2 separate regions of the Mus musculus genome follow, and region 1 is linked to region 2. The links are chromatin contacts, found by POLR2A ChIA-PET in ENCODE. All regions are on one chromosome and are shown on one strand. Each heading gives the region's core, a stretch centred on a gene start or an enhancer-like site at or near the end of the contact. The rest is flanking DNA. Distances are from core to core; before and after follow the strand shown. Region 1 holds the start of Ubtf (upstream binding transcription factor, RNA polymerase I). Region 2 holds the start of Asb16 (ankyrin repeat and SOCS box-containing 16).

What was found. ChIA-PET counts read pairs that join two places held with the same protein, here RNA polymerase II (POLR2A).
Region 1: POLR2A ChIA-PET joins it to region 2 with 19 read pairs in embryonic stem cell. The contact joins the promoter of Ubtf here to the promoter of Asb16 in region 2. POLR2A ChIA-PET finds 5 or more read pairs at or near these places in 5 of 5 experiments (Patski and embryonic stem cell).

The regions. Positions count from the first base shown.
Region 1 is chr11:102,317,014-102,322,581 of GRCm38, reverse strand. It overlaps Ubtf (upstream binding transcription factor, RNA polymerase I), which reads left to right and starts at 3,486. Exons shown (of 21, transcript NM_011551.7): 1 at 3,486-3,734.
Region 2 is chr11:102,266,540-102,272,467 of GRCm38, reverse strand. Asb16 (ankyrin repeat and SOCS box-containing 16) reads right to left here and starts at 3,717. Exons shown (of 5, transcript NM_148953.3): 1 at 3,345-3,717. The coding sequence starts at 3,645.

The DNA of each region.
Region 1 (5,568 bases), core at 2,237-4,736, 50 kb before region 2:
AGCCCTGGCTGTCCTGGAACTCACTTTGTAGACCAGGCTGGCCTCCAACTCAGAAATCCACCTGCCCCTGCCTCCCAAGTGCTGGGATTAAAGGCGTGCACCACTACCGCCCGGCATATAACAGAATTCGACTACTACATTTTGCTTAAAGCATTCAAAGAACTCTGGGGATTTCCTAGGAGCCTGGGTCTGGATTGGGCAACTCAGAGAAGGGCTGCAACCAAGTGCAGGGCGCACAGCGAGGGTTGTCGCTGTGCTCTGTCGCTGGCGCTGGCGTAGGCTGGGGTTACAGAGTGTGAAGGCTCTGCTTCAAGGCAGCTGCCAGGAAGCTGGGAAGAGGGGGGACAAAGCTGGATGAAAGGGAAAGGGGCAAAGACTAAGGGCTAAGGGCAGGTTCTCTCACTCTGGGGCTGGTAGCCCACATCTTAAGACTCATGACCTCACCAGAAACCCAACAAAGGCAAAGAAGCCGAAGAGTTTCCAAGTGGGGAAGGTGCCAGCCATGATCTCTGCTGCCCAAGGAATCAATAATAATAATCCTTATGATTCATGTTCATCCTGCTTTCTTCCAAAGCACTTTACCGAAAAGCCCCTTGGCCCAGCCAAGAAGTTCAGGGCTCGGTGCTAGAATACCTGTACTTCAGATCTGACCGTGGAACATTTGCATCTTTCTTGGTTTTAATTGTGAGTTATGTGGAGAATAAAGCTTTATATACATCGTCTCACAATCCCTGATGAGGAAGTGGATTCTATAAGTATACACATATAGAAAATGGGATCTGGTTAGGGTAGAATTTGTCCAAACTCACACCATATTAAGGAGGTGGGGTGGCTTTAATCCCATCACTTGGGAGGCAGAGGCAGGAGGATTTCTGAGTTCGAGCCCAGCTTGGTCTACCGAGTGAGTTCCAGGACAGCCAGGGCTACACAGAGAAAACTTGTCTCTAAAAACAAAACAAAACAAAACAACAACAAAAAGGTGGGGTGTGGGAGCTAGAGAGGTGGTTCAGCAGTTAAGAGCTCTTGCTTTTCCAGGAGGACTGGGATTCAATTCCCAGCACTGCCATGGCAGCTCACAACTGTCTGTAGCTCCATCCTAACACAAATGTATATGCAGGCAGAACACCAATGTACATAAAATTAAAAATCTACTTTACCCTTTTCAAAACACATCAATAGCCCTTTAAAAGCTCTGCTTTTTTAGTGTGGTGGGAGAGGGCTTGATCCAACACCAAATGTTTTGTATTCCAGAGGCAGATCTAGGTATGTGGCGGTGGGGGGAATGGAGAGAAAACGGACAGAGGGAAGAGAGGAAGGGAGTAAAAGCAAGCGAAGGGGATAGACTCTTTAATAAAAAATAAAATATTAAAATCTCAGCAATTGGGAGGCAGAGGCAGGCAGATCTCGGGTTAAGTGCGAGGCTGGCCTGGTAAACAGAGCTAGCTCTAGGAGAGCCAAGGCTACACAGAAAAACCCTGTCTCAAAAATCCAAACGAAACAAACAAAATAATTTAAGAACAGACTCTTCAGTAGGTCATCCAAGGAAGAGGCCTTGAAGGCTACCCTTCTTTATCACGGCCAATCTGCCTCTCCTACACGCGGTGCTTCTAAGCTGAGCACAGCAGATCTGTTCCTGCAACGTGGCAGAGTGGGATGTGGAAATCCTGGGAAAGAAATCTCATTTTCCCCAGGAGACAAGAGGAATTACACCAGCAACGAAACTGTGGATGGAGAAGGCAGTGTGCCAAGAAATGGTCCAAAGAGACTGTGCGACCCAGCTGGCTGAGATGTGAGCAACAGCAGTGTTATTGTGGCAGCCCGAGGAGCCAGGAGCCATGGCGTGTCCCGGGGAGTGATGACACAAACCAAGCGTGGGCCGACCTGGTGGAAACCAGCGTCCTTCACATTGCCTTCTGCCTCCCTACAACTAATCCTGATATCCCTTCAGCCCACTAGCAGGGGAGGTAAAGACCACTAGAACCGATGGCAGTGGGAGGTTAAAAAGCGGCACACGCCCAGGCCTTTTCTCCCCAGACTTGCTGGATGGTGGAATACGGGAGGTTAGATCTGTGGTTGCCGGGCTGCTCAAATCCTGCCTTAAACCGGGGTGCGGAGCTCTCTTGTGGGCTCCCCGTCGTCGCCGGGGTGGGGGGACAGCGCCCGCGGCCTGCTTTCTCAGGGCTGGCCAAGCCTTTTTGACAAGCTGATTGCGAGAAGGGGATTGGCTGATCCAGGCGTGACGCCGGTAACAACAAAGGTGGAGTTGGAAGAAATTAGATTAAAGGAAAGGAGGAGAAAAAAAAAAAATTAAAGGGGGAGCTTGCAGGCAACTGGAAGCAGAGACCGAGGGGGAGACGCACGAAGCTCCGTTCCCGGTTCCGACTTCCCCCTTCCAGCTCTTTCGCACAAACGCGCTGGGATTTTGCTCTAAACCCCTACCCCGGTCGCGGCCTAGTTACTGAAGCCCAGGGTAAAGGGATGGCCGTTCCGCTGCTTCTTGAAAAACCTCCCCAACTCCCACTGACACCCTACTACGACACAGGGGTGAACTTTTTGTTCTTAACTCCTCGGATCATACGGCCGGTGAAGATGGGGGACATCGAGAACAACCCAAGACTGGCTCTGAAATCCGGAAGGCCCTCGCCGGGCACCGAGACCCAAACGAGGCGGGGTACTTCCCGGGTATTTTCATACGTTGCAAACCTAGGAGGCTTTTTTTTTTCCCTTTTTCTTTTTTGTAACATTCCCCTTCGCCCCCATCCCGCTTTAGCTTCAGGGTTGCAAAAGCAAAGCAATAAAAAAAAAAAAAAAAAGAGAGAGAGAGAAAACCTGCGCACACAGACACACACCAGTGGCGACAGGGGAGAGTTGGAAAAACGCAGGAGAGGAGGAGGCAGGAGACAGCAAGGATGGAGCAATGGGAGAGGGAGCAGGCAGGATCCCTCACAGATCCCCCTCCGGCCTCAAGCTGCCTTGCCCGCCCCGACAGGAGAGCGAGGAGTCGGGCAAGCAGATGGAGTGGAGCTCGCTCTAGGCAGCTGGCTTGGCCGGAGACTGGAGGAGCCGCCAAGCGACCGGCTGATTGGAAGAGAAACGCAGAGCGATGGAGGCGGGGGTAGGAGGACGATTTCTCTGCGGGGACTGGCGGCGGCGTACACGCCCGGGTCGGGCGCTGCAGAGCTTGGCTAGCTTTCAACCCGCGCTCGGCGGCTCCAGCCCCGCGCACCCCCGCCCCCAGCCCTGCCGGAGGCCCCGCAGGTGAGTGGGAGCTGGGAGCCAAAAAAGAGCTAAATGTCGAAAAACATCTGCCTTGGAAAAAAAAAAAAAAGCAAAAAACATTTTTTTTTTTTTTTTTTACTATTCCTTTTTTTAAAATTTCGTGCAGCCCCCGAGCGGTGGGAGGGAAGGGGTGAGGCTGAGCCGCCCGGAGGAGGCGGAGGGGCCAGGCGAGGCCGGGGCGGCCCGGGAGGCGGCGGCGCCAAGGCGGCTCTGACGGGCGAGCGCTCGGAGCGGCGCTGCGCTGCGCTGCGCCGAGGCGGGCGGGCGGGCGGGCGGAGCGGGGCGGGCGGAGCGCGGCGCGTGGGGCTCGCCATTAGCCGTCGCTCCGCTTCGCCATCTCGGGCTTTGTCTGGAGACTCGCTGCCCGGGCGCCGGCAGCTGCGGAGCTGCGGCTCGGCTCTTCCGCTTGCCGTGCTGCCTGGCGCCCCCGGCCCTCACTAGCACCCACTTGCTCGGTAAGTAAGCCTCGGTGCCGCGGATTTCGGGGGAAAGGGGTTGCTCTCTGGCGGCGCCAATCTCCGTCCTCCACGCGCCCGGGAAGGCCTGGATAGCCATGCCGGGCTGGATTGAACCGGCTCCCAGAGTGACTCTTCCGCTGGGGTCGGCAGCTCCTGGCCGATTCCCGGGTGTGAGGAGGGACGGGAGAGGTTTTTGTTGTTTAGGGGACTAAGAATATATATTTTAAGTTTCACGGGTGTTCTGCGGAGCATAAGGGAACCGAGAGGTAGGCGCCGAAACCTCGCACCGCGATCCGGGAGCGTGAGTCCCAAGCCGGTAGCCACGCTCCGGGGACCAGGGTGGTCGCTAGCCCGCTCCCGGAGGCGGGAGAGAGGAGCAGATGAGGACTAGGCCGGGAAACCGAGCTTAAGCTGGGAGAGCCTGGAAGAGAGCTCCAGAGCAGGGTTGCCGGCACCCGCGAGGCTCGCCGGCCACCCTCTCCACCGCCGCACCTCGGCCCTCCCTTCCTCCCGCGCCGGCCAAGCCTGCTAGTTCCCCCGCGGGGCTGGCGAGGTCGCTTTAGCCGCCCGCTTGCTCGCCCGCCTCGGCTCGCAGCCCCGCCGCCATCCGGGCGGCTGCGTGTCTTCCCTGTCCCGGCCCCCCCCTTCCCCGGCGGCAGCAACAGCAGCAGCCGCCGCCGCCACTACCACCACCCCCCTCCCCTCCTTCCTTGCCTCCGCCTCGGCCGCCCGGGTCCCCCCAGCGCCCGCCCCTCCTCCCAGCTGCCCCCCGCGGAGCCCGCCCGGGCAGGCTGTGGGAGGGAGCGGAGCCGGCGAGGCGGGCGGGCTGGCGCTCGCTCCCCGGGGGTCGGTGTGCGCTCTACGGGGAAGGACGCGCTCGCTGCCCCGCTTCTCCCGCCCCCCCTCCCGCTCCTCCTCCTCCCTTCTCCCTCCTCCCCGCTCCGGCGGCGGAGGCTGCTGCGGCGGCGGGGGGTGTGCGAGCTGAGGCCGGGGCCGGCGGGCGGGCGGGCGGGCTGCCTGCAGGCGGAGGGCGCTGTGCTTTGTGCTTTTCGCCGCGAGGAGCAGCAGGCAGCAGCCACAGCCGCCGCCGCCACAGCAGCAGCAGCAGCCGCCGCCCCAGCGCCGCCGCCGCGCCCGGAGGAGGAGCCGCTGCCGCCGCGGGAGGGAGTTGCGGCTGTGCCCGGCCGAGCGGGGGAGGGCGCCGCGCTCAGAGCCGAGAAGGGAGCCGCCGGAGCGGGGAGCTCAGAGGCCGCGCTGCGCCGGGTAACCGAGGCGGCGGAGGACGTGCGCCGGGGCCGGGGCTAGGGAGCGAGCCGCGGCTGCGGTAGACGCCGAGTGGCGATACCGGGAGAACTGTAGACAAGATGATCAGGGAACGGGGAAGGGCGCCGTGAGCCGGGGGTAGGAAGGGCAGGAAGCGAGGCCCAAGTGAGGCCCCGGGTGGAGGAGCCCGCGTTTCTCCGGCCGACAGGCGCAGTTCTCGCCGGCCGCCGGAGGGGGCGGCGGGGCCGGTGAGCGAAGCGCCCCCGCCTCGCGGCCGCCGTCCTCCCGCCCTCTGCTTGGCTCGGCTCCCCGGAGGCCGGGGCGGGGGCGCCGGCAGGGCTGGGCCGCAGGCTCGGGGAGGAGGCGGCCGTTCCCGCCGCGGTCGCGCCTCTGCGCCGGGTTTCTTCCGTGCGTGTTGGGGTGGCTGGGTGGTGGCGGCGGCGTCTCCGGCCCCGGGTGGTTCGGGGACGGGGGACAAGCTAGGCCGCTTCTCCGACTGCTCGCCTGCCCGGACAGGCGGGGACCGCGTTGGGAGGTCGGGAGGGGGGTAGCAGCGGGAATCCAGATC
Region 2 (5,928 bases), core at 2,468-4,967:
CTGAGGGGCTTTGTATGGGAGAGCAGAGGAGAGCAGTTGTCTGTGACTGACAGTGGCTGCTGGCTTTCCCCGGGTCTAGCTTACTGAGCACAAATAGCCAAGCTGTACCTGTGGTTAGGGGGTCCACTCAAAGCCCTGAGTTGGGAGTATACGTTGGAAGAGCCTTTTAAAACACTTTGTCAGCCAGGCGATGGCGATACATGCCTTTAATCCCAACACTCAGGAGGCAGAGACAGGCAGATCTCTTGAGTTCAAGGCCAGCCTGGTCTACACAGTCACTTCCAGGATAGACGCTAAACAGAGGAAACTTTGTCTCAAAAAACCAAACCAAACCAACAACAATAACAACAAACCCAAAAAAATCTAAGTCCGATTTCCATTTTGGGGGATGATGGTATTCTTCAGGAAAAAGCCAGAGCGGCCTGGGTAAAGGCACTGTGTCAGGGCTGCAGGTAAGCAGGACCTGGAGCCTGCAGTAGTGTCTAGCTGAACTGGGTCCTGAAGTCCAGACTGAAGGGTTGAGGTTAAGGCAATCTCATGTCAATGTTTCAAAACAATTTCATTAAGTATCTAGTTAACTTTGACAAATGTGCTGAGATGGGATACATTCTAGAAAATGTATCCACCCAAAACATAAGGGTCATCTTTACATTGCTACTCAAAACAGCAAAGAGGCCTGGGTGTGTGTGGCTCCGTGGTTCAGTACTTGCCTATGTGTGGGCTCTGAGTCCATAAGCAAGCAAGCAAGCAAGCAAAGTAAAAAACAAAACAAAACAAAAACAACAAAATCCCTAGCAACAACAACAACAAAAACAAAACCAGCAACAATAACAAAAGGAACAGGGGGAGTGTGGGAGGGAGTCTAGAGAGATGGCTCATTGGTTAAGAGCAGTGGCTGCCCTTCCAGATGACTGGAGTTCAATCCCTAGCATCCACATAGGTAGGTGCTCACAAAAGTCTGTAACTCCAATTGCAGGAGATCCAATGGTCCCTCCTTGCTTCTATTGGGTATCAGGCACACAAGGAGTGCACACACCTACATGCAGACAAAACACCCATATACATAAAGTAAGAAAGTAACAAGAAAAAAGGGAGATGGGATGGGGTGGTGGGCGGCACACATCCATGATCCCAGCACTCAGGAAGGAAGCAGAGACAAGCAGATGGCTGAGTTCAAAGGCAACCTGTTCTGCACATCAGGTTCCAGGACAGCCAGGACCACGTAATGAGATGCTCTCTCCTAAAATAAACAAATACATTGAAAAGGAGGGCTAGGTATCTGTTGGGGAAGAGGGTCCTCTTTGAATGAGCATGAAGCTTTGTGAGGGACACTGGAGTGGTACAGGAGGACGAGGCCAGCAGCCTAACCAGCCAGCTGAACTTAAGTCAGCCTGGCAATCAGTGGGGTGACAGAGGTCACAACCAGAATGTTCCCACATCTCACTCTAGGGGATAGTTTATGCTCTGCTCTGGTAAGTGGTTTTGACGCCCTAGCCGGGTTCTCTACCTAGCTAACACTGAAGAATTTTACAGCTGAAATGTAAGATACCATTTGCTTGTTAAAAGAAAGGCCAGAGACTCAACAATATATATTTTTTTCAAGACAGGGTTTCTCTGTATAGCCCTGGCTGTCCTGGAACTCACTTTGTAGACCAGGCTGGCCTCGAACTCGGAAATCCACCTGCTTCTGCCTCCCAAGTGCTGGGACCACCGCCTGGCAATATTTTTTTTTTGTTGTTGTTGTTTTTGTTTTTTTGTTTTTGTTTTTTGAGACAGGGTTTCTCTGTGTAGCCCTGACTGTCCTGGAATTCACACTGTAGACCAGGCTGGCCTTGAACTCAGAAATCCGCCTGCCTCTGCCTCCCGAGTGCTGGGATCAAAGGCATGTGCCACCACGCCCAGCTAATTTTTTTTTTAAAAAGAGAAAAAAAATTATAAATCTACCATTCTCTCTGGAGAGTAGTTCTATAAGTCCAGATGTCTCTCTGTACAGTTTTCAAGTATTCTATAGACCTAAGGTCGCTGACATGGAAAGATGGCCCATGAAACAATGTCAGCTTCTAATGCTGCATGTGGCCAGGTGTGGAAGTGTGTGGTTGCGATCTATCACTTAGGAGCAGGAGGTAGAAAGATCACAAGTTCAAGGCCAGCCTGGCCCAGAGAGCGAGAGAGCGAGAGCAAGAGAGAGAGAGAGAGAAAGAGTGTGTGTTCCTGTTTCAAAAACAAACCTGTCAATAATGAACTGAACAGGACCTGAAGGGACAAGCACATGACCCCAGTCACTCGGAAAGCTGAGGCAGAAGGCTCACAGGTACAAGATCTCCCTGGGCTATGGAATGAATTGAACGCCAGCCTGGGTAAATAACAAGACCCTGTCTCAAAATTTAAAAAGCTTGCCATCTGTGGCCGGAGCACAGTGGCGAAGACAATGGTTATTAGCATTCAAATTAGAGTTCAATCCTCTAGCCCCCAAATAAGATGGGGCTGGTGGGGTGGCTCAGCAGGAGGGGCTTGGCTTTTCTCCCTACAACACCACTCCCTAACCCCCAAAGTCAGTAATGGTAAGGAAAAATTGCATATGAGTTTCATAAAAACTGTCTACTATAGCAGGAAACTGTAAGAGAAACATGGATATATATGTATGTGTGTATATTTTCATATATATAACGCTATAGTAATATAGTGCATATAATTAACCAAAGCCAAAATTTACAATCTGTATATGTGTTATATGAGAATATAACTTTAAGGCTGGCGAGATAGCTCAGCCGGTTAAGAGCACTGACTACTTCTGAAGGTACTGAGTTCAAATCCCAGCAACCACATGGTGGCTCACAACCATTGGTAATGAGATCTGATGCCCTCTTCTGGTGCAACTGAAGTCAGCTACAGTGTACTTACATATAATAAATAAATAAATCTTTAAAAAGAGAGAGAGAGAGAGAGAATATAACTTTAGCTAGGTGGTGGTAAGATGCACCTTTGATCCCAGCAGATTAGGAAGCAGAGGCAGGCAGATCTCTGAGTTGGAAGCCAGCCTGGTCTACAAAGTGAGTTCCAGGACAGCCAGGGCTATAGTGAAAAAAAAAAAAAAAAACCAAAAAAATTTGGAGGGTGGGCATAGTGGCTCACACCCTTAATCCCAACATGAAGGAGGCAGAGGCGGGTGGATCTCTATGAGTTTGAGGAAAACCGTGGTTGGCCTCAACTGTTTAGGAAAGAGTTAATATGGGTGACTATGGGTCCGTTCTAGGCTCTTTACGGAGAAGTGGCGTATGGATTCTTCTTCCCTTCCCAACCCCCACTCCTGTCCCTCTTCTGTCCTCCTAGGTGGTGTTCCCTACCCTGTTCCGCTGACCAGGCCAGCTGGTTGCTCACAGTCTCCACAATCATATTGGCAGCGTCTTCATCTTGGAACAGGATTTGGAGCTGCTGTAGGTCCCCAGAGAACAGGGCATTGTGGACAGCTGGGTCTCGGCAGGAGCGGCGAGGCCTAAGGAGCTGGGCCTGGGGACAAGGGAGGTCCCTGTGCCTGCGGCACTGCTGGGCAGCAGCTCTCCTCCTGTCCTCCCAGTCCAGCCACTCTCTCTGCAGGCGGAGAGCACGCAGTGTGGAGGATGTGAAAGGAAAGCTCTCCCCTGCCATGAGGGGTCCAGTGGTCTGGGCAGTGCCACCTAGGCAGAGAATCGTTCCTTGTCCCAGCTAGCACCTTGCTCTGGGGAGCCACCCTGCCCCCTTCTTGGTAAGCTGGAGAAACAGCTGAGGCTATAAATAGGCCCCTCACTGCATTGGTAAACAGTTTGCCTAGAGTCATGATCTTAATGCAGATGGTATTGGGCCAGCCTCTGACCCTGCTGGTACCCTTTTGTTGGTCAACAGGGCCTCAGCCAAAGGTCACTCCTGGACCCCACTTCTCTGGAGTGAGCCTTCTAGTCAAAGCAGTCAACCATGAGATGGGTGGGCAGGACAGGGTAGAGGAAGGACCAGGGTCCTGCAGCCTCTGAAGTATTGGCTGGTAAAAAGGGTAGAAGCCCAGGATGGCCCATAGACCTCAGTCTGGGGAAGTGGAGAGAGCTTCCAAGAAGCCAAACCACTCTTCCTGAATTTGAAATAACAGCAACCACTGCACACACACACCATGCTTTCTAGAACTGAAATCACTCTCAGATCCATCTCTACTCAGATGACCAGTCAGTGTTGTAATACAAGACAGATTTGGTCAGGAAATGAGGCCAAGCTAAGAATTTCAGTTCAGCACCTGAGATGGATAGAGACTTACAGGACGTAAGGTTTTGTTGTTGGCAGTGCTGCTGTTTTTGTTTTTTGAGACAGGGTTCCTCTGTGTAGTCCTGGCTGTCCTGAAACTAGCTCTGTAGACCAGACTGGCCTTGAACTCAGCGATCCACTTCCCTTTGCCTCAGGAATGCTGGGATTAAAGGGATACACTACCACACCTGGGTGGAATTTAAGTCTTAAAAAGGTAAAACTGACTCAAAGTTACATAGCTTGTGGGGGTGTGCCAAGGCCTCCAGTGGGCCACACTTTAGATAAGTACCCTAGAGGGTAGTGCTATGTTGGGTAGACAGTTGAGCAAATCCTCTTCTTGTCCCCTCATGCCGAAACTGGGCACGGTCTCTACCTTCAGTGACTAGTTTTTTTTTTCCCTCCCTGGTTTCTAGGGGAATCACGTGCCTGACTGCGGATGTGTCCAGGGATTTGACCTTGGAAGTGGAGACTGAAGGGATGAGACTTTTGGGAAACTACGCCCCATTCGCTTTAGGAGGAAATGGCTGTACTTCCAGGAGCCTCTAGGGGGAGGAATGAGGCCGCGGAAACAACAACAGCTGGTCGATTAGCTGGCAGGGGAGGGTGGAGGGATGTCAGCGGGCTTCTGTCTTCAAGACTGCAGGCTCTGCAGTGTCTTGGCAATGCCATGTGGGTCCCTCCTTGCTCCCGGTGCTTGCTCCCACCCACTCTCCAGCAACCTTCTCCTCCTCTGTATCTCTCACTTCCCCCTGGCCGCAGGCTCCCACACAGAATGTCTCTCCTACAGTTTTGTCCTCAGCTTCAGTTCCTAGCCTCCAGCCTGGATGGGTCTAGCCTGTGTCTCCTTCCTCTGACCACACTCAGCCCTGTCACAATCACCTATCCAAGAAGGTCACTTTTCCTTAAAAATGTCTGCAGTTTGGCTCAGGCTCTTCCAGAGAAATCCCGAATCCCTGGTCTGGCCCCATGCCACACAGCATTCTCACCAGGTCCTTTACCCTTCCCTGCTGTCCCAGTGGCTTGGGGTCTCCTAACTCACCCATTCAAGGCACTCTGCTGTGTGGAGGTGTGCCTGCAGTAGCTACTCAACTAGAAGGCCATCGGATGGGTTTGGCAAAGTACCCATGCCAGAGACATCATTCTACCATGCTAAATGTGGGTTCTGGGGCAGGCCCTGGCATGGTCGGTCTTGACACAATGTTTAGGAGCCCTTGGCTCATGGCAGGCTGGCCTCTCTGAACATTGAATGAAGGTCCCTATTCTCTGCCAGAACAAACACTCACCCACCACCCAGAGTGGGTGGCAGTGACCTGGGCCTTTTCCGGCACGTCCCTCACCCTCTGTTCAGTCAGTCTGTGCTTGGCCCCAGCTTCTTGGTGGTGTTCCAGGGAGGGGGTCCCAGATGAAGAGTGAGATCATGCCTAGTGAGGGTTTGAAGATCCTCAGAGAAAGGCACCTCTATGGACGCAGCTATGATTAACCCCACTGGAAGCCATACCATGTTTTAATTGCCCCGCTGACTGCCTAGCGGAGCACCCACAGCTGAGTTCCCAGGGTTGGGAGTGTGGCAAAGCTGGGTGGGGTCGAGGAGGGCCAAAGTGGTGGGTGTCCCTTCGCTCCCCAGGCATCTAACAGTCAGAGCCTAACCTCTGCCCTGCTTTC